Linked DNA regions of Homo sapiens: region 2 is linked to region 1. A link is an interaction called in ENCODE POLR2A ChIA-PET data of the cell type or tissue named here. Cell type or tissue: PC-9. All regions are shown on one strand. Links, peaks and the distances in the headings refer to the core of each region. The heading gives the core; the rest is flanking DNA. Region 1 overlaps CPNE5 (copine 5). Region 2 overlaps PXT1 (peroxisomal testis enriched protein 1).

The links. Peaks named below come from ENCODE experiments on the same cell type or tissue, not always from the same donor. Only the 100,000 strongest peaks of a DNase experiment are listed, where the experiment ranks them.
Region 2: POLR2A ChIA-PET joins it to region 1 with 22 read pairs; 2 of 35 experiments call an interaction of 5 or more read pairs at or near these places.

Annotation. Positions count from the first base shown.
Region 1 is chr6:36,746,956-36,756,129 of GRCh38, forward strand. CPNE5 (copine 5) reads right to left here. Exons shown (of 21, transcript NM_020939.2): 14 at 6,079-6,140; 15 at 1,266-1,312. Among named protein-coding and RNA genes, the nearest start is that of RAB44, 54 kb to the left of the region's middle. RefSeq lists an enhancer at 8,407-9,174. In PC-9, for the core only: no CTCF peak of the experiment used is centred there; DNase peaks (open chromatin) are centred at 5,316 and 5,636; H3K27ac peaks cover 1,634 bases.
Region 2 is chr6:36,401,269-36,410,442 of GRCh38, forward strand. The region is part of intron 3 of PXT1 (peroxisomal testis enriched protein 1); the gene reads right to left. Among named protein-coding and RNA genes, the nearest start is that of ETV7, 18 kb to the left of the region's middle. In PC-9, for the core only: no CTCF peak of the experiment used is centred there; no DNase peak of the experiment used is centred there.

The sequences.
Region 1 (9,174 bases), core at 4,301-6,800:
TCCTCACAAGAGCCCGCAAGCACTCATGATCTGGCCTCCAGGTCATCTCCTACCCTCCTCCCTGTCACTCGCCAGTCCCAGCCTCACCAGCCCCTCGCCATTCCCACCTCAGGACCTTGGTGATGGCTGTTCCCTCTACCTGGGACACTCTTCCCCAGATGTCCACTCCCTGGCCCGCTCCCTGGCCTCTTCAGGTCTCTGCTCAAGTGTCACCTCCTCAGTGTGATCTTTTCCAAGCAGCCTATTAAAAATTACAGCCTCCCCCAATCCTTCCTATCCTTCTTCCTGGCTTGATTTCCCCCCCCAGAGCCCTCTTCGCTGCCAATATAGTCTGTATTTAACTTATTTGTTCATTGATGGGAGGTAGTACAGCACAGATTGCCAAGGTACCAATCCTGTCTACCTCCTGCTAGTTATGTGATCTTGGGTAAGTTCCTTAACCTTAGCCTTAGTCTCTTCACCTGTAAAATCAGAGCAATAATAGTTCCTACTTCATAGGATTGATGTGAATATTACACAGATGCTATCGATATTATGATAACTATCCTCAGTGTTATTATTACTAAGGCCCCTTCCAGCTCTGATAGCCCAGTGCTCTATGATGCTAGGACTTACAGCTATAAGAGGAGCTCCTGACACCTGTAGAGGGCAAGACCTGGGCATTTTTGATTGGTGCAAAAATTAGCACTGAGCACCCCTAATAGAGCCCAGAGCCCAAGGGAGGTTGTGATGTTTCTAATCATGTAAAGTTGGGCACTGTTATTGCTCCTAGTGACTCAGCCACAGGCTGACACTGGAGAAATTGGGAGGAGGTAAGGAAGCCAGGGCAGCCCCAGCCAGGTAAGGACTGGGGTCCCTGGGCTGGATCCTGCCTCCCTGAACACCACAGAGCTCAGCCTTGGCTCTGATTCTCCACTCCAGCCTGTGGGTTGGACTGCACAGAGGAGCTGGGATTTGATCCCGGGGGGAAACATCTCCAGGGCCCTCCATAGGCCCAGAGTACACACAATCCCATTCCCCCAGGGAGACTGGGTGTTCCTCAAGGACAAGGCTGTGGCTCAGAGCCCAGATTTATGTCAATGGTCCAACCTGGGGATACTACTGCCATCTTGGTTGTATCTTTGGTCCTCCAGACCTAGGTACATCCTCTTTGGTGAGGAAGAGGCCAGAGAGTATGAGGGTCATGGTCCCAGCCAGGGCCAGATGCCACAGCCCTTAAAAGCTCTCTCCTCCCACCCTGCTCCTCTACCCATCCCCCAACTCACCATTGGAGGCAGTGAAATCAATGGCCACAGTGAAGTTGATCTGGGTCCTAGAAGAGGGAGAACAGCAGGGGAGTCACCTGGAGGGAGGCAGGGCTGTGGGAGGGGGGACAGTGCTAGACATTGGCTACCACCCTGGCTCTGCTGCTTGCCAGGTGTGTGGCCTTGGTGAAGTCATTCATCTCTTTCTAGTTCTGGAGAGCTGAGATAGTAATGCCAGCTATGCCCCCCTTACAGGATTAATGAGCATCAGAAGAGTTATGCAGTAGGAAAGCTCTTTGAAGATGATTGTGTTCTGTGTGGGCATGTGGCTATGGTCACTTATTTCCTCCACAAACCCTACCCCCTGGGCCCACCTGTGTAGGCTGGGTGAGGTTGGGTCTCATTGGATTGCTGACTCAAATTTGGAGTGAGATTCAGGACGAAAACTCATTTGACAAAAAAGAGAGTCAAATAGACATTATGCATCTCCTAAAGAAAGAATAGAATACCACCCATGAAGTTGTCTTACCAAAAAATTGAACCTGATTCTGATTGAGGCTCCAGAGCTGTCTAGTTAGTTACAGGAAATACAAGGGACAGAGGAACACATTAAATGACACCACAGGAGATGCAGCCAGCAAAATCCAGTCTTTGGGAAACTCTGTAGAAGCACTACCAGAGACAGCAGCAGCACCATCTCCTGGGAATATGCTGGGCCTCTCAGACTCTATCTAGCTCTCCTGAATCTTTTTTTGGAAAAGAGGTCTCGCTCTGTCACCCAGGCTGAAATGCAGTGGCGTGATCACAGCTCACTTCAGCCTCAACCTCCTGGGCTCAAGCAGTTTTCCCACCTCAGCCTCCTAAATAGCTGGGACCACAGGCACGCACCACCACACCTGGCTTTTTTTTTTCTTTTTGCAGAGATGGGGTCTCATTATATTGGCCAACCTGGTCTTGAACTCCTGGGCAAAAGTAATCCTCCTGCCTCAGCCTCCCAAAGTGCTGGGATTACAGGTGTGAGCCACCACATCTGGCTGAATATTAGATTCTCTTGGTGGGGTACAGGAATCTGTGTTAGCAAGCCATTCAGGTGCTTGGGGGGAATGAATAGATGAAAAGAGAATTAAGAGACCAACCCACCAATCACAGCCTATGGCTCTTGCCTGGATTTCTGACTCAAACAAACCAATTTTAAAACTATAAGATAATTGGGGAGATGTAAACATTTACTAGATATTTAGTATTAAGGAATTGTTAATTTTTTAGGTGTGGTTATGGTATTGTGGTTATGTTTGATAAAGAGAGAGTCCTTATGTTTTAGAAAGACATCCTAAAGCATTTGGGGATAAAATATGATGGCTGGGATTTGCTTCAAATTGGATATTGGGAGCCTGAGGTGGGAGGATTGATTGACACTAGGAGTTCAAGGCCAGCCTGAGCAACATAGTGAGACCTCAAAAATAAAAAAAAAAAACCCACTAAAATAAAAAATAATAATAAATGACTGAATGAAGGGTGGAGTGCATGAAACAAGACTGGCTATGATGTGGTAATGGCTGAAGCTGGGTGAAGGGTACTTGCATGTTGATTATACCTTTTCTCCACATTTGCATGTGTTTGACGTTTTCTATAATAAAAAGTTAGGTTTTGAGGATTCAGATTCAGGCTTGAGACTTTCTGAGGGCTTGGCCATTCTAGGTTCTCTGCCGGGTCCAGACAGAACAAAGCTGACAAACACAAGTCCCTGATAAAGTCTAGTCTTATGGTTCTCACACGGCAGTGAGCATAGAATCACTACGGGTGCTTGCTTAAGAAGATTCCAGGGCTCCACCCCAGAAATGCCAATTGAGTTTGTCTGGAGTGGCTCCCAGAATCTACCTCTTGAAAAAATGTCCACTGCCTTCATCCAGGGATTATGAGGACACGAGGCTGGGATAACGCTGGGGAAAACTCTGTTCTAGTAATTCTTAGTTGGGGCTATGGATGATGTAAGATCAGGTAGGCCTCACCTCACTTGCATTTAGCAGAAGGTGCCTATCAGAAACCACAGCTCTATCAGCCCAAGATCCCTGTCACAGACACAGCAGAAGGTCCCTATCAGAAACCACCTGATCACAGCTGAGCTGCTGCTCATGGAACCCTCACTCACCCCCAGGGAAATGTCAAGGACATGGTTAGCAGGAGACCCCAGCCAGGGTCTGCTGGCCACAGACAGTCATCCCCACCTCTTTCTCCTCTTCTGCTGGCTGGGGGCAGAGCATCCAGAGGATTCCAGGCAGTAGGATAGAAGGAGCCGCAAAGCTAGCAAGAACCTGGGTCCCTGAATGACTGCGTGGATCATCTCCCCACCCAACCCTGCCATCCCACAGATGAAAAACAGACCTTTATTGGTATGAAGGCTTGAGGTTAGGGAATTATGTGTTACAGCAGTTGACCTACCATACTCATCTGCTGTTTGTTGTCACCCCCGCTTCAGTGTGGAATGTAGAACGCATGTCTTTGTTAGAGGTAGGGAGACATTTGGAGGGTGAAAGTCCCGCTCCCAGGGCCACTCTTGGGAAGATGATTCTGGCCTGTGGGACTATACTGGAGGGACACTGTTGGACTGGCTCTTCCAAATACAGGGTGAGGGGAAAGGCAGGCCTTGCTCTAACTAGTCCTCCCCTGCCCTGGGTTCTGAAAAGCCTTGGGAAAGGAAGCAATTGGAAAGCAGATCCTCTTGTGGGAAAATTACTCGCAGCAGCCTAGTGTCTCCTGCCTAAGGGTAGAACACAGGCTGCTGAGCAACCAGCTCCTCCTCTGACAGTGGGGCCAAAGTACCCATACCCTTCCTCCTGGGTCCAGGTGGGCAGGTGAGGGAGGCCAGGGAGGAGAGGATCCCTAGACATCAGCTTCCTGCCTGGGCATGCATGCCAGGCTCTCAGTCCCTGGAGCCAGCTCCCTCACTCAGGCTCTCCAGAGAGTTTAAAGAGAGGGCTGGCTCTGGGGCTATAACCTGCCCAGTATGGGTGGCACCAGCTTAGCTCAGCCTCTGAGGGCTCCTTTTCGATGAAACCTCACAGCATCCAGCCCTTTAACTCATCAGTCTCCATCTTCATCCCACCCCACCCGCTAACTGCAAGTCAGGCAGGCTAGACTGATTCATTACTATAGAATGAAAGGCAGCATGTTATGGGAGAAGGAACCCTGCCACCATCTAGGCGTGTGGCTTCAGGCAAGCTCTGTAAAATGGGGATAACTGTTCTGATCCTGCCCACTGTGTTCTGTAAGTTGGGGGTACTATGCAAATGAAAAAAATAAATAGGATGGACTGGGTGTGGTGGCTCATGCCTGTAATCCCAGCACTTTGGGAGGCCGAGGCAGGCGAATCACCTGAGGTCAGGAGTTCGAGACCAGCCTGGCCAAAATGGTGAAAGCCCGTCTCTACTAAAAATACAAAAATTAGCTGGGGGTGGTGGCGCATGCCTGTAGCCCCAGCTACTCTACTTGATAGGCTGAGGCAGGAGAATTGCTTGAACCCAGGAGGCGGAGGTTGCAGTAAGCCGAGATTGTGCCACTGCACTCCAGCCTGAGTGACAGAGCGAGACTCTGTCTCAAAAAATAAATAAAATAAAATAAAATAAAATAAACATAAATAAAAATAAACAGGATGAGGGGTGTTTGAGAGTTACCAGGTGCTATGGACTGTAAGGGGTGGCTGATTAATGGGATTGAGAGGGAAGCAATTTTGATGGGGGAAGAGTGCAAAGGCGGGGTCTGGAGTCAGCCCAGAGGAGGGGCAGGTAAGAGCAGAGGAGCTCCTGAGTGACTGGAGGCAGGGTGTGTGCTCAGTGGGTAGGAGGAGAGCTTGCAGCCTTGAGACTGCAAGCTCAAGGCAGCAGGGAGTGTTGTCATGGGAAAGTGAGTGTGGCTTCCCAGGACCTGACTTCTCCCTCTGCCCTGGAGAACCAGGCAGCCAAGGGTCCACTTGGCTGGGATGAGCCTTTGGCAGTTGCTCCTGCCTGTCTCCTTTCCAGACAGGTGCAGTCACTCACCTGCGGGCTCTTGGCTGCCCACGCCCTGACCTGGCACCTGTCCTGGCAGGCAGCATGCTGGGCAGGCTCTACCCTTAGAGCCAGGCTCTTTCCGTGAGCTGCTGGCTGGGGCCTCCTGGCTCCCCCATCTGTCTGGGCCTAGACACTGTGCCTGGTGGTTCTTTCTGCTCCTTAAACTCATGTTTGACCACCTGCTGGCCCCAGGACCAATCCCTGGCTTATCCCCAATCCCGCTGCCCTTACAGGGCCCTAATAACAGTGAGCAGGTTAATCACTGTCCCCCTCCCCCAACCAGACAGATCAGAGGTGTCAGAAGCTCAGAGCTGTAAGGAACCTTAACACTTACCTATTCCGTTCTCTTTGTGTACAGAGGAGGAAACTGATACCCTGAGAGGAAAAATGACTCACCCAAAGGAACCCAGCAAATTAATGGCAAAGAGAGGCCTAGAGCCTGGGCCTCCTGACTCCTATTGCAGGGTTCTTTCTACATCCCCAAGCCCTTGGCTTTCTGTCACGGAGTCCCTACCAGCTCCAGGTCCTGTCTCTGCATGGAGACCTGACATGACCCAGGCCAGCCTCCTTGGCTCAGGAGTTCCCTCCAAGCTGCTTGGGATCTGGGGATGTGCAGGGCTCTGGATGAGTTGTCTCAGCCCAAACACCAGGGTTTGCTCAGAGCCCAGCACCACAGCCTTCAACCAGGGCTTTGAAGAGGCCAGGGTGGGGCCAGAGCCGGTCCTGTCGGTGTGTGGGGCCCTTTCCCTCTCCCCAAGGCCCATGAAATTGGCTGTATCTCTTCTCACCCTCCTTTGATGTAGTCAAGGAAGGTGCACTCTGACTCCACAGCAAAGGAAAGCAGGGTGACCTTCAAAACAAAAGGGAGCTTGGTCAGTGGGGAGCCTGGGGTCAGGGGAGATGGGTTATGATTCGAGAGCTGACATTGACAGAACACTCGGCATGTGCCAGTTTTGCATGCATGACTGCATGCACTGCCCACACCACCCCATGAAGTACTATTATTATCCCCACTTTATAGCCAAGGAAACTGAAACCCAAAGAGGTGGTGCAATGTGCCCAAGGACACTGCCAGGGCAGAGAAGGGATCTGAAACCAGGGTGTGTCTGACTTCAGAGCCTGCACTCTTGACCTTGACGGAAGGGTCCCATCTGTGTCAGTGGAACCGGGGTCCAAGCCAAGGGTGTTAGTTTCCTCTAAGTGGGCACTGGCTCTTCAGCCCCAGGGACCTAGGGTGGGGTGTGGAGGACAAGGGGGCCCTCCTGGCACAGGCCTAACAACCTGCCAATGCCGACCAGCTTCAGGCTTCCATGTGCCTAGAGCTATTAGTCCTGAAATGTGCCTCTTTGGACTGTGCTTATCTTAAATCTTACTGGTCCCATCTCATCCCTCTCAGACCCAAGATCCTGCCTCATAAGTAGCCCATCCTTTTCCCCAGAGGTAACTGACTACCCCAGGCCCCCTCCCCCAAGCAGAGGCCTTTTAACCTATGCCCTGGCAAAGTTAGCTTTGGCTTTGCCAAGACAGGCAGCTACCTGGCAGCTCATTATCATAACAATTTAGAATCAAGGAGACAAATGAAAGCCTGGCATCCTAGGCCAATTATATGAGACAAGATTAGGGCAGAGGACCTTTCACCTGTGTAAGAGAACGAACTCCTCTCTGGTAGTTTGGGAGCCCCCTATTCATGAAGATTCAGCTGTTTTTACAGGCTCATTGGGAGGGCCAGGTGAGAGCACCACCCTTACTTGGCAGTAAGACCCCCAGCTATTGTGGTTAAGGTATTAGGCACCTGGATGAACCACAGGCCTCCTTCCAAGTGTGGCAGCTCAGACTTACTAGGAACCACGGCAGTGGCTTCAACCCTGACTGATGACCATGAGATGCCCTGGGGGCTCTTAGATCATCCTGCAGCCCAGACCCATTATAGCCGAGTTTCCGGGGCTACATGAATGTTTCAGAGATCTTCTTTTTTTTTTTTTTTTTTAGCTCTTCACGTAAGTCTAATCTGCAGACACAGTTGACCACTCCCCATTCCAACCCCCAGGATGAAGCAATGCCCTAACTGCCCTGACCATATGGGTTCACCCAGGGGCTCGCAGGGTGAAAGCAGACTTTCCCCTATTCAAAGGGTAGTGTCCCTAGACCAGAGCGTCAGCATCACCTCGATGCCAGGTAGAAATGCAGAAATGCAGATTCTTGGCATTTTCACAAGATCCCCAGGGGATTCTGCACACCATAAGTAAGGGATGAAAAGCACTAAACACAGATTCCTGGGCCTCCTAAAGTGGAATCCCAGGGAACTGGCCTGGGCGTCTGTATTTCAGCAAGCTTTCTGCATCCCGGGTGATTTTTCGCGATGAAGATGGGGAAATGCTGGAGTAAAAGGAAAGTCAAGAGACCTGGGCCTAGGCCCGCTCTGTCTCCAGCTCACTGTGTGACCTGGGACAAATCGCATGCCCTCTCTAGGCCACAGTTTCTTCGTCTCTAAAGTAAGAAGGCTGGATGAGATCAGTGGTTTTTGAACCTTTTTATTCCCAGCTGGGGAAGGTGCTGTCTTCCCTAGGGGAATTTAGGAAGGCGTGGGAGAATTTTGGGGGTTCTCATAATGACTGGGGCTCTACTGGTAGCTATGGGCAGCAGCCAGGGGTGCTAAACATCCTGTGAGATGAAGAATTTTCCTGCCCAAATGCTGACAGCCTCTCCACTAAGAAACACCGCAGCCTTGGACAAAGGAAATATGACTCCAAGCCCCAGTCTGTGAAGCAGTTACAATCAAAGAAGTGGTGTTCAGTCCCCTTTGAATGAGCAGAGTAATTTTACAGTTCACAAGCCTGCATCTCCCATGTGTCTGTCACAGCTGCCCTGTGCAGTGGCAAGGTGGGGATGATTTATTAGTCCTACTTTACAGACGGAGAAAATGAGGCTTCTCAGAGGAACCCCAGAGCTCCTGAAAACCTCTTCTAGGTCTGGAGATACAGTCTGCCTGACTCAAATGACCAGGCTTGGCTGCACTAGCCATGGGCCTCTAGAGTGAGGAAGGAACACAGAGAGGATGAATCTGGGTGTGTTTGCACTGCAGAGAAAGTGGCTTGTTCTAGAAATGCACTGTGAGCTCCACCTCAGGGCCTTTGCATGTGCTGTTCTCTACAGCAGGAATGCTGGAATTCCCTTTCCCCAGTATCCTCAATACTTCCTCCATTGCCTGTCCCTTTACCCTTTATACTTTTTCCATAGCTCTCATAATCAACTGACACACACAGGCATGTGTGTGTGTGTGTGTGTGTTTTTTTTTTTTCTCTGTCTCCTCCCACTAGAATATAAGCACCAGGGATTTGGGTCTGTCTTGTTTCCAGCTGTATCTGATGTGCCTAGAATAGTGCCTGGCACACAGTAGCACTCAGTAAGTATTTGCTGAAGAAGCGTATGAATGTCCTCAAGACCAGCCCCGAGAAGCCACTAGGCCGGCGTGTCATCCCAGGAAGGTCACGGTTAAGCAGGGGCAGCGCCCGTAGCAGCTGCCAGCTCTGGAGTGAGATGTCATGTTGAGTCCCATCTCTACCACTTTCTAGCTGTGTGACCTTGGCTGAGTCACTTTCCTGCTTGCAGCCTTGGTTTCCTCTTTCATGACTAGGGGATGATAATATCTGCCTCTCAGGGCAACAACCTGTGAAAAGCACCAACGTGGGGAATTTCCCAGGGTAGGGGCCCAATAAATACGACTTCTCTTCCTCTTCCTTCCTGCAGGAAGTCCCGTGGATGTCTCTGCGATTCCTCATGCTAGATACAGCCAGCGCCTGTTGTGTGGTCTGCAAGTCAACTCTCTCCCCTGGCTGTTGCTCCATCTGCCCCACCCCTCCCCACCCCATCTCTCTTGGATGTCT
Region 2 (9,174 bases), core at 4,334-6,833, 350 kb before region 1:
TCAATTTAGATGCTAACTTTTCACTGGAAAACCTTGATCTATACTTAGATTTCATGAAGTTGACAGTTTAAAACGTAGATTCAGGCCAGATGCAATGGCTCACATCTATAATCCCAAAACTTTGGGAGGCCAAACTGGGAGGATCACTTGAGCCAGGGCAACATAGTAAGACCTTGTCTCTACAGAAAATTTAAAAATTAGCTAAGTGTGGTGGCTCACACCTGTAGTCCCACCTACTCGACTGAAGCTGACATGGGAGAATTGCTTGAGCCCGGGAGGGGAGGCTGGAGCGAGCTATGATCACACCACTGCGCTCCAGCCTGAGCAACAGAGCAAGACCCTGTCTCAAAAAAAAAAAAAAAAAATAGATTCACATATCCAGGTCATTTCAAACATACTTAAAAGGGCTCTAACAATTAAATCAATGATCAGTTTTCAAATTTAAATTAATTAAAATTAATTAAAACTTAAAATTCAGTTCCTCAATTGCACCAGCCACATTTCAAGTGCTAATAACCAAATGTGGTTAGTAGCTATTGTATTGGACAAGCAGTAATAGATCTTTATAGTTTTTCAAAATAGATTTTTCCACTATATATATAACATATATATTATATATGTGTGTGTATATATATATAATGGAAAATCTATTTTGAATAACTATATATAAAAAATGTGTGTATACATGCATATATATATATATATGTATATATATATTTTTTAATAGACACAGGGTCTTTGTTTGTTTCCCAAGCTGGTCTTGGTTTTAAACTCCTGGGCTCAAGTGATTTTCACACCTTGATATTCCAAAGTACTGGGATTATAGGAATGAGCCACTATGCCCAGCCCCATTTAATATTTTTACCCACTCTCCTTGATGAGCTCTCCAAACTTTATTTGCTTCCAGCAACCAATGAGCGTTTTTAAGCAACACTATAAGTTAACACTTGTTAGGTGCTTTGGGGAAGGTCTAAAGAATACAGACAAGGTTTCTGTCCTTCAGTCACTTAGAAACCATGGGTTAGAGATGATATATTCCCAAGTGCTTTAGGACTACAGAAGAGAAGGAAATGAATTTGGGCTAACATAGACATAAGTATGGCTTCATAGAGAAAGCAAGAGTTGTGTTGAACCTATTTCATTTCAATAAAATTGGAGGACCTTTGATTTTCAGCCTTGAACTCAAAGAGTCCAGTGGGAGAGAGACATAAACTACAATTCAACATGTTAGAGTAAGAACGAGGTTTGCACAGATGGGTCAGGAAGACATCTGAAACGAAGTAGGTGATATCTGAGTTAAGTCTTGAAGGATAAAGGATGACTAAGAATTAGCCTGGAGAAGACACAGACTGGGGAAGAGCCAGCTGAGAGAGTGCAAACAGGACATTCCAGGCAGAAGGATCAAGTGAGCAAAAGCTTGGGGGTGACAGACAGGGAGGTTTTATGCATAAACTCTAAGCAGTGCTGTTGTTGAAAGGGAGGGACATAGGAGACAAAGCTAATAGAGAAGACACAAGAAGAGGCTTGAACTTTATCCAGTAGAGATAAAGGAGAGCTCCCGGAGGGGAGGTTTTTTAAACTCCCAATGCTCAGGCCTCTCTCCACTCCAGTGAAATCAGGAGCCTTGCAGTTGGACCAAGCATCAGTATTTTTCTTTTTATTTTTCTTTTCTTTCTTTCTTTCTTTTTTTTTTTTTTGACACAGTTTCACTCTGTCACCCAGCAATGGTGCTATCTCAGCACCACCACGCCCAGCTGATTTTTGTATTATTAGTAAAGATGGGGTTTCACCATGTTGGCCGGAGTGGTCTCAAACTCGTGACCTCAAGTGATCTGCCCACTTCGGCCTCCCAAATGGTGGGATTACAGGCATGAGCCACTGCACCTGGCCAGTATTTTCTTTAAGCTCCACGGGTGGTTCCCATGTGCAGGCAAGTTTGAGGATTGATGGTTTAGAGCAGTTGAGTAACTTGCCTAGGGTTTGAAAGCCAGTGAATGTGAGTCAGGATTTAAACTCAAGTATGTCTGGCTGCAAAGCCCATGCAATTAACCTTAGCACGGACCCTGAACTAAAGCAGTACTAATAGGGATGTAATAGTGGAAACAGATTATATATTTAAGAAACAGAATAGGCTGGGATTTAGTATTAGATAGAGACAGGGAGGAAAAAAACTCCCACTTTTCAGGCTTGGGGGATTGAAATGGCAAAGGCAGCATCAGCCTGTACAGAGAACGTGATGGAGAGAGGGCAGGTGTGGAAGGCAGAGGAGGCCAGTAGAAAAGGAAAGAAGAAAACTTGAGTTCATTTATAAATTTTAGGTACTGACTAGGCATGATGGCTCACACCTGTAATCCCAGCACTTCGGGAGGCCAAGGCAGGCAGATTGCCTGAGCTCAGGAGACCACTCTGGGCAACATGGCAGAACCCCATCTCTACCAAAAATACAAAAAATTAGCTGGGCATGGTGGTACATGCCTGTGGTCCCAGCTACTTGGGAAGCTGAGGTGGGAGGATCACTGAGCCCAGGAGGTCAAGGCTACAGTGAGCTGAGATTGTGCCACTGCACTCCAGCCTGGGTGACAGAGAGAGAACCTGTCTCAAAATAAATAAATAAATTGTAGGTACCTTTATGATGTTTTAGCCAGCATTTGGATAACATTTGAAGCACAGGGGATGTAGAACTTAAGATAAAGATTTAAGAGTCATTATTCCTTCATTTATTCAATAACAATGTAGGCGAGAGGTTGTGATTGAAGGAGAGTTTATAAGGGTGATGACAGGACCTCTGGATAAGACAGATGGTTAACAAGATAGGCAAAGGAACAAAAGTCCACAGAAATGACTGAGAAGAAATCAAAGAGGTAAAAAGGGAACCAGGAAAATGATGTCAGGAAAGGCATATTTCAAGTCTTGTTGAAAATTTACTTTTAAAATGTATTAATGGGCACTGTTACTTGGTTAACTACAGTATAAGAACACAGCCATGGGTCGCATAACTGTGTTTCAGTCAACCACGGATCACGTATACAATGGTGGTCTCATAAGATTACAATAAAGCTGAAAAATTCCTATCACCTAGTGACATCATCAACACATTACTTAGGTGTTTGATGATGTTGATGTAAACAAACCTACTGTGCCGCCAATCACTCAAGTGATCCTCCCACCTTAGCCTCTTGAGTAGCTGGGACCACAGGTGCATGCCACCATGCCCAGCTAAATTTTGTGTTTTTTGTAGAGATGGACTCTTGCCATGTTGCCCACACTGGTCTCAAACTCCTGAGCTCAAACAATTCACCTGCCTTGGCCTTCCTAAGTGCTGAGATTACAGGTGTGCACCACCGTGCCCGGACTGTTATTTTAGAGTATACTCCTTCTACTTACTAAAAAAAAAAAAAGATGGGGGGAGCTGGGCGCAGTGGCTCACGCCTGTAATCCCAGCACTTTGGGAGGCCAAGGTGGGTGGATCACCTGAGGTCAGGAGTTTGAGACCAGCCTTACCAACATGGTGAAACCCTGTCTCTATTAAAAATACAAAAATTAGCCGGGCGTGGTGGCATGCACTTGTAATCCCAGCTACTAAGGAGGCCGAGGCAGAGAACTGCTTGAAACTGGGAGGGAGAGGTTGCAGTGAGCCACGATTGCGCCACTGGACTCTAGCCTGGGCAACAGAGTGAGACTCTGGCTCCAAAAAAAAGAAAAAAGTTAACTGAAAACAGCCTCAGGCAGGTCCTTCAGGAGGTATTCCAGAAGAAGGCATTGTTATTATAGGAGATGACAGCTCCATGCATATATTGCCCCCAAAGACCTTCCCATGGGACAAGATATGGAGGTGGAAAAGAGTGATATTGATGATCCTGACCCTGTGTAGGCCTAGGCTAATATATGTGTTTGTGTCTCCGTTTTTAACAAAAAGTTAACAAAGTAAAACATAAAAAAATTTTAATAGAAAAAATCTTATAGAATAAAGATATAAAGAAAATAATTTTGTACAGCTATAGAATGTGTTTGTGTTTAAGCCATGTTATTACAAAAGAGTTCAAAATGTAAAAGTTTCAAAATAAAAAGTTACAGTAAGCTAAGGTTAATTTATTATTGAAGAAAAACTGTTTTTTTTTTTTTATTTTGAGATGGAGTTTTGCTCTTGTTGCCCAGGCTGCAGTACAATGTCGCGATCTCAGCTCACTGCAACCTTTGCCTCCCGGGTTCAAGTGATTCTCCTGCCTCAGCCTCTCAAGTGGCTGGGACTACAGGCACGTGCCACCACGCCTGGCTTTTTGTAGTTTTTTAGTAGAGACGAGGTTTCACCATGTTAGCCAGGATGGTCTGAAGAAAAACTTTTAAAAGTAAATTTGGTGTAGCCTAAGTATAGTGTTTATAAAATCTACAGTAGTGTACAGTAACATCCTAGGCTTTCACATTCACTCACCACTCACTCAGTGACTTGCCCAGAGCAACTTTCAGTCCTGCAGGCTCAATTTATGGTATAAAAGATAACCACTTTTTACTTTTTATACCATATTTTTACTCTACCTTTTCTATGTTTAGATACACAAACACCATTGTGTTACAATTGCCTACAATATTCAGTACGGTAACATGCCGTACAGGTTTGTAGCCTAGGAGCAACAGGCTATACCGTCTAGCCTAGGTGTGTAGTAGGCTATACTATCTGGGTTTGTGTAAGTGCACTCTCTGATGTGCACACAATGATGAAATCACCTAACAATGGATTTCTCAGAACCTGTCCCCATCATTGACACATGACTAGTGTAATGATTTGAGTGTATGTGTGATAATAATGATGATCCAGATTCCTAAAACACAACTTAAGGTCCTTGTTTTAAAGATGCCAATCACTATCTGATTTGCCCACACCCCCTTCCAGGAGAATCTATCTTGTTGCCTAAGCAATCAGGTTCTTTCCTACATGTTCCCACCACAACCTCAGGCCAAAGTGGATTGGATCAGAGGTGGACACTTGACCCAAGAACAAATAATCCATTGCCTGGCCAAGTACTCAGAACCTAGTCCCAAAAGGAACAGGGTCACTCAGGTTCCTCTCTGCTCAATAGACTCAGGAGACTAAGGGCATGGGTGGCATTGGGATCACAAATGCCACAGGACTATGTTGGGGCCATGATGAGTTGAAGCCACTTGTAAGTAAAAATTATGAAGAGGAAGAAAATATTGAAAGGACAGGGGATGTTGGCTAATAAAGGAAAACTGAACAGGTAATCAGAAAGAAACCAAGACTCAAGAGGTCGGGTGTGGTGGCTCACACCTGTAATCCCAGCACTTTGGGAGGCTGAGGTGGGTGGATCACGAGGTCAGGAGTTCGAGACCAGCCTGGCCAACATGGTGAAACCCCGTCTCTACTAAAAATACAAAAATCAGCTGGGTGTGGCGGTGCATGTCTGTAATCCTAGTTACTTGGGAGGCTGAGGCAGGAGAATCGCTTGAACCCGGGAGGTAGAGGTCGCAGTGGGCCAAGATGGCACCACTGTACTCTAGCCTGGGCGACAGAGTGAGACTCCATTTCAAAAAAAAAAAAAAAAGACTCAAGAAAGACTGGGCCCCAGCGCCAGCCTGCCTCAGAGCCCAAGCCCTCCAAGTTCAGTTCCTTTTCATAAGCATCCTCACCAGAAACCACATCTTTCTGGAGGTGACTGAAGTAGATTTCTCTTCCCTGCAGCTAAACAAATAATCTTAAATATCTATATCCATTATTTCCATTGTCCAGAGCTGTCGAATGTACATAAAACTGTAGGAGTATATGTTGGCTATAAATCAGCTTCAGCACAGACTCTGGAAGTGGAATTTAAAAATTAAGTTCGTGATACTAGTAGGTTGTGTTTTTAGTTCTGGTCATTTACTACTCCTCACAAAAGTTCAATGTAAAACAGATTGAGAGCTGTGCAGTACTCAACCTATATATGACATTATTTGCTAGCTAAAGAGAGTTGGTGCACCTGCCTTACAGACATTTATACACTAAGATAGCTATACCACCATATTGTAAGAAACATTGTAACAGGGAAGAAATCATTAGATCACAGCTCTAAACTAGTTATATATTGGAGGCAAAAAAATTCCTTTAACAAGATTCAAAATGAATGAAAAAAGTAAAACTCTGTATTATTTTCCAAGTATTAAAATTTTAATATCTAGGAGAAAAAAGTTGCTCATTTTATGTAATATTTGTTACTGAAAAGTTGTGGGAATATGTATACATCCACACACAAGTCTCAAGATAAAGTCATAGTCTAAATGGCCCAGTAAGGAATTTGGAAAAACTTCATGGTTAATCTTTTTTTTTTTTTTGAGATGGAGTCTCATGTTGCCCAGGCTGGACTTGAACTTCTGGGCTCAAGCAATCCTCCTGCCTCCGCGTCCAAAGTGTGTGATAATAATGATGATTCAGAATCCTAAAACACAACTTAAGGTCCTTGTATTAAAGGTATAGCCTATTTAAAGGTATAGCCTATTGCTCCTAGATAGAGATTTTCCCTCCAGGAGAATCTATCCTGTTGCCTAAGCAATCAGTTTCCTTCCTACATTTTCCCACCACAACCCCAGGCCAAAGTGGATTGGATCAGAAGTGGACACCTGACCCAAGAACAAATAGCTGGGACTTCAACATGTGTCGCTACCAAGCCCAGCTGGTTAATCCTTTTTCTTTTTCTTTCTTTTTTTTTTTTTTTGAGATGGAGTATTGAGTATTGCTCTGTTGCCCAGGCTGGAGTGCCTTGGCGCGATCTTGGCTCACCGCAACCTCCACCTCCCGAGTTCAAGTGATTCTCCTGCCTCAGCCTCCCGAGTAGCTGGGATTACAGGAGCCTGCCACCACACCCGGCTAATTTTTGTATTTTTAGTAGAAATAGGGTTTCACTATGTTGGTCAGGCTGGTTTCAAACTCCTGACCTCAGGTGTTCCACCCGCCTCAGGCTCCCAAAGTGCTTGGATTACACATGTGAGCCACCACGCCCAGCCTTTTTTTTTTTTTTTTAATACAGGGTCTCTCTCTATTGCCTCTCTCTGCTTCTCTCTGTTGCAGTGGCACAATCACAGCTCACTGCAACCTGCTAGGCTCAAGCAATCCTCCCACCTCAGCCTCCCAAGTAGCTGGGACTACAGGCATGTACCACCATGCCCAGCTAATTTTTTATTTTTTGTAGAGACAGTCTTACCATGTTGCCCAGGCTGGTCTAGAACTCCTGGCTCAAGTGATCCTCCCTCGTTAGCCTCTCAAAGTACTGAGATTACAGGAGTGAGCCACCATGCCTGGACTTGGTTAATCTTTTCTCAAAAAAGAAAAAAAAATTTTTTGTAGGTCAGGTGCTTTGCAGCATTTTGGGAGGCTGTTGGGGGAGGATCCCTTGAGCCCAGGAGTTCAGGACCAGCCTAGGCAACACAGGGAGAGCCTGTCTCTACCAAAAAAAAAAAAAAAAAAAAAAATTGTTTTAATTAGCTGGGCATGGTAGTGCCTGTAGTCCCAGCTACTTGGGAAGCCAAGGTGAGAGGATTGCTTGAGCCTGGGAGGTTGAGGCTGCAGTGACCCATGATCATGCCACTGCACCCCAGCCTGGGTGACAAAGACCATGTTTCAAAAAAAAAAATACTTTGTAAAGGAAATAATCAGCCTCAATGTGTCGGAACTTTAAAAAATACTATTGTACTTTGAGAATCCTACGTAAGGACCTCCCATCACCTGTCCCTCGAGTTGTATTTAGGAAAGCTTTTAAGCAAACATGGTGTGAAGGTTTTATAAGTGCCTTTCCACTGCCAGGCATAATGTTAATATTTTATTTTCTCACGTAGTGGTCATCCATTTATACTCCTGATTTTGTTCACTAAAAATAGGGGTCTAGGGGCTTCTGGTTCAAGACTGAGCACAAGCATTGGCTTCTCCATCTCTCCTAATCTCCCCCAAGACCTCACCAAAATCAAAGTATGAAAAAGAACAAGGCCAGAACACTGAAGAGAATGGGAGGCAGGTCAACAACAGATGAGAGACCTATGTGTGTTTCTGGAAGGCAGAAAGCAGATGAGACAAGATGCAAATAAACAAACCAGGACAGAAAGCACAGAGAACCCACCACAGGGGCTCCTGATGCTTGGAAGCCCATCTACCCCACCAAGACGCAGAGACTGGGAGAGGGAGACGCACCCTTAACTGGAAGTCTGATGGGGATCAACTGCACCACTTGGTGCCCCCAGCTCACTGTACCTAGCACAGAGTTCAGGCAAATAAAAAGAAAGAAAAGAGAATTCAGACCAGGTAAGGTGGCTCAGGCCTGTAATCCTAGCACCTTGGGAAGCTGAGGTGGGAGGATCACTTGAGGCCAGGAGTCTGAGGCCAGCCTGGGTAACATGACGAAACCGCGTCTCTAGAAAAAATACAAAAAATTAGCCAGGTGTGGTGGTGTGTGCCTGTAGTCTCAGATCTCGGGAGGCTGAGGTGGGAGGATCACTTAAGCCTAGAAGTTTGAGGCTGCAGTGAGCCATAATTGTTCCACTGTACTCCAGCCTGGGTGACAGAGCAAGACCCTGTCTGGAAGGAAGGAAGGAAGGAAGGAAGGAAGGAAGGAAGGAGAAAGAAAAGAAAAGAAGGAAGGAAGGAAGGAAAGAAGGAAGGAAGGAAGGGAGAAAGGAAGAAAGGACGAAGGAAAGAAAGAAAGAGAAAGGAAGAAAGAGAAAAAAGAAAGAAAGAAAGAAAGAAAAAGAAAAGGAAGGAAGGAAAGAGAAAGAAAGGAAGGAAGGGAGGGTGGCTGGGGGACTCGGTGGCTCGTGCCTGTAATCCCAGCACTTTGGGGGGCCAAGGCAGGTGGCTCACCTGAGGTCGGGAGTTCGAGACCAGGAAGGAAGGAAGGAAGGAGAGAGAGAGAGAGAGAGAGAAAGGCCAGGTGCAGTGGCTCATGCCTGTAATCCCAGCACTTTGGGAGGCCGAGGCGGGTGGATCACCTGACATTGGGAGTTCGAGACCAGCCTGACCAACACGGAAAAACCCTGTCTCTACTAAAAATACAAAATTAGCCTGGCATGGTGGTGCATGCCTGTAATCTCAGCTACTTGGGAGGCTGAGGCAGGAGAATCGCTTGAATCCGGGAGGCGGAGGTTGCAGTGAGCCGAGATAGCGCCATTGCTCGCCAGCCAGGGCAACAAGAGTGAAAA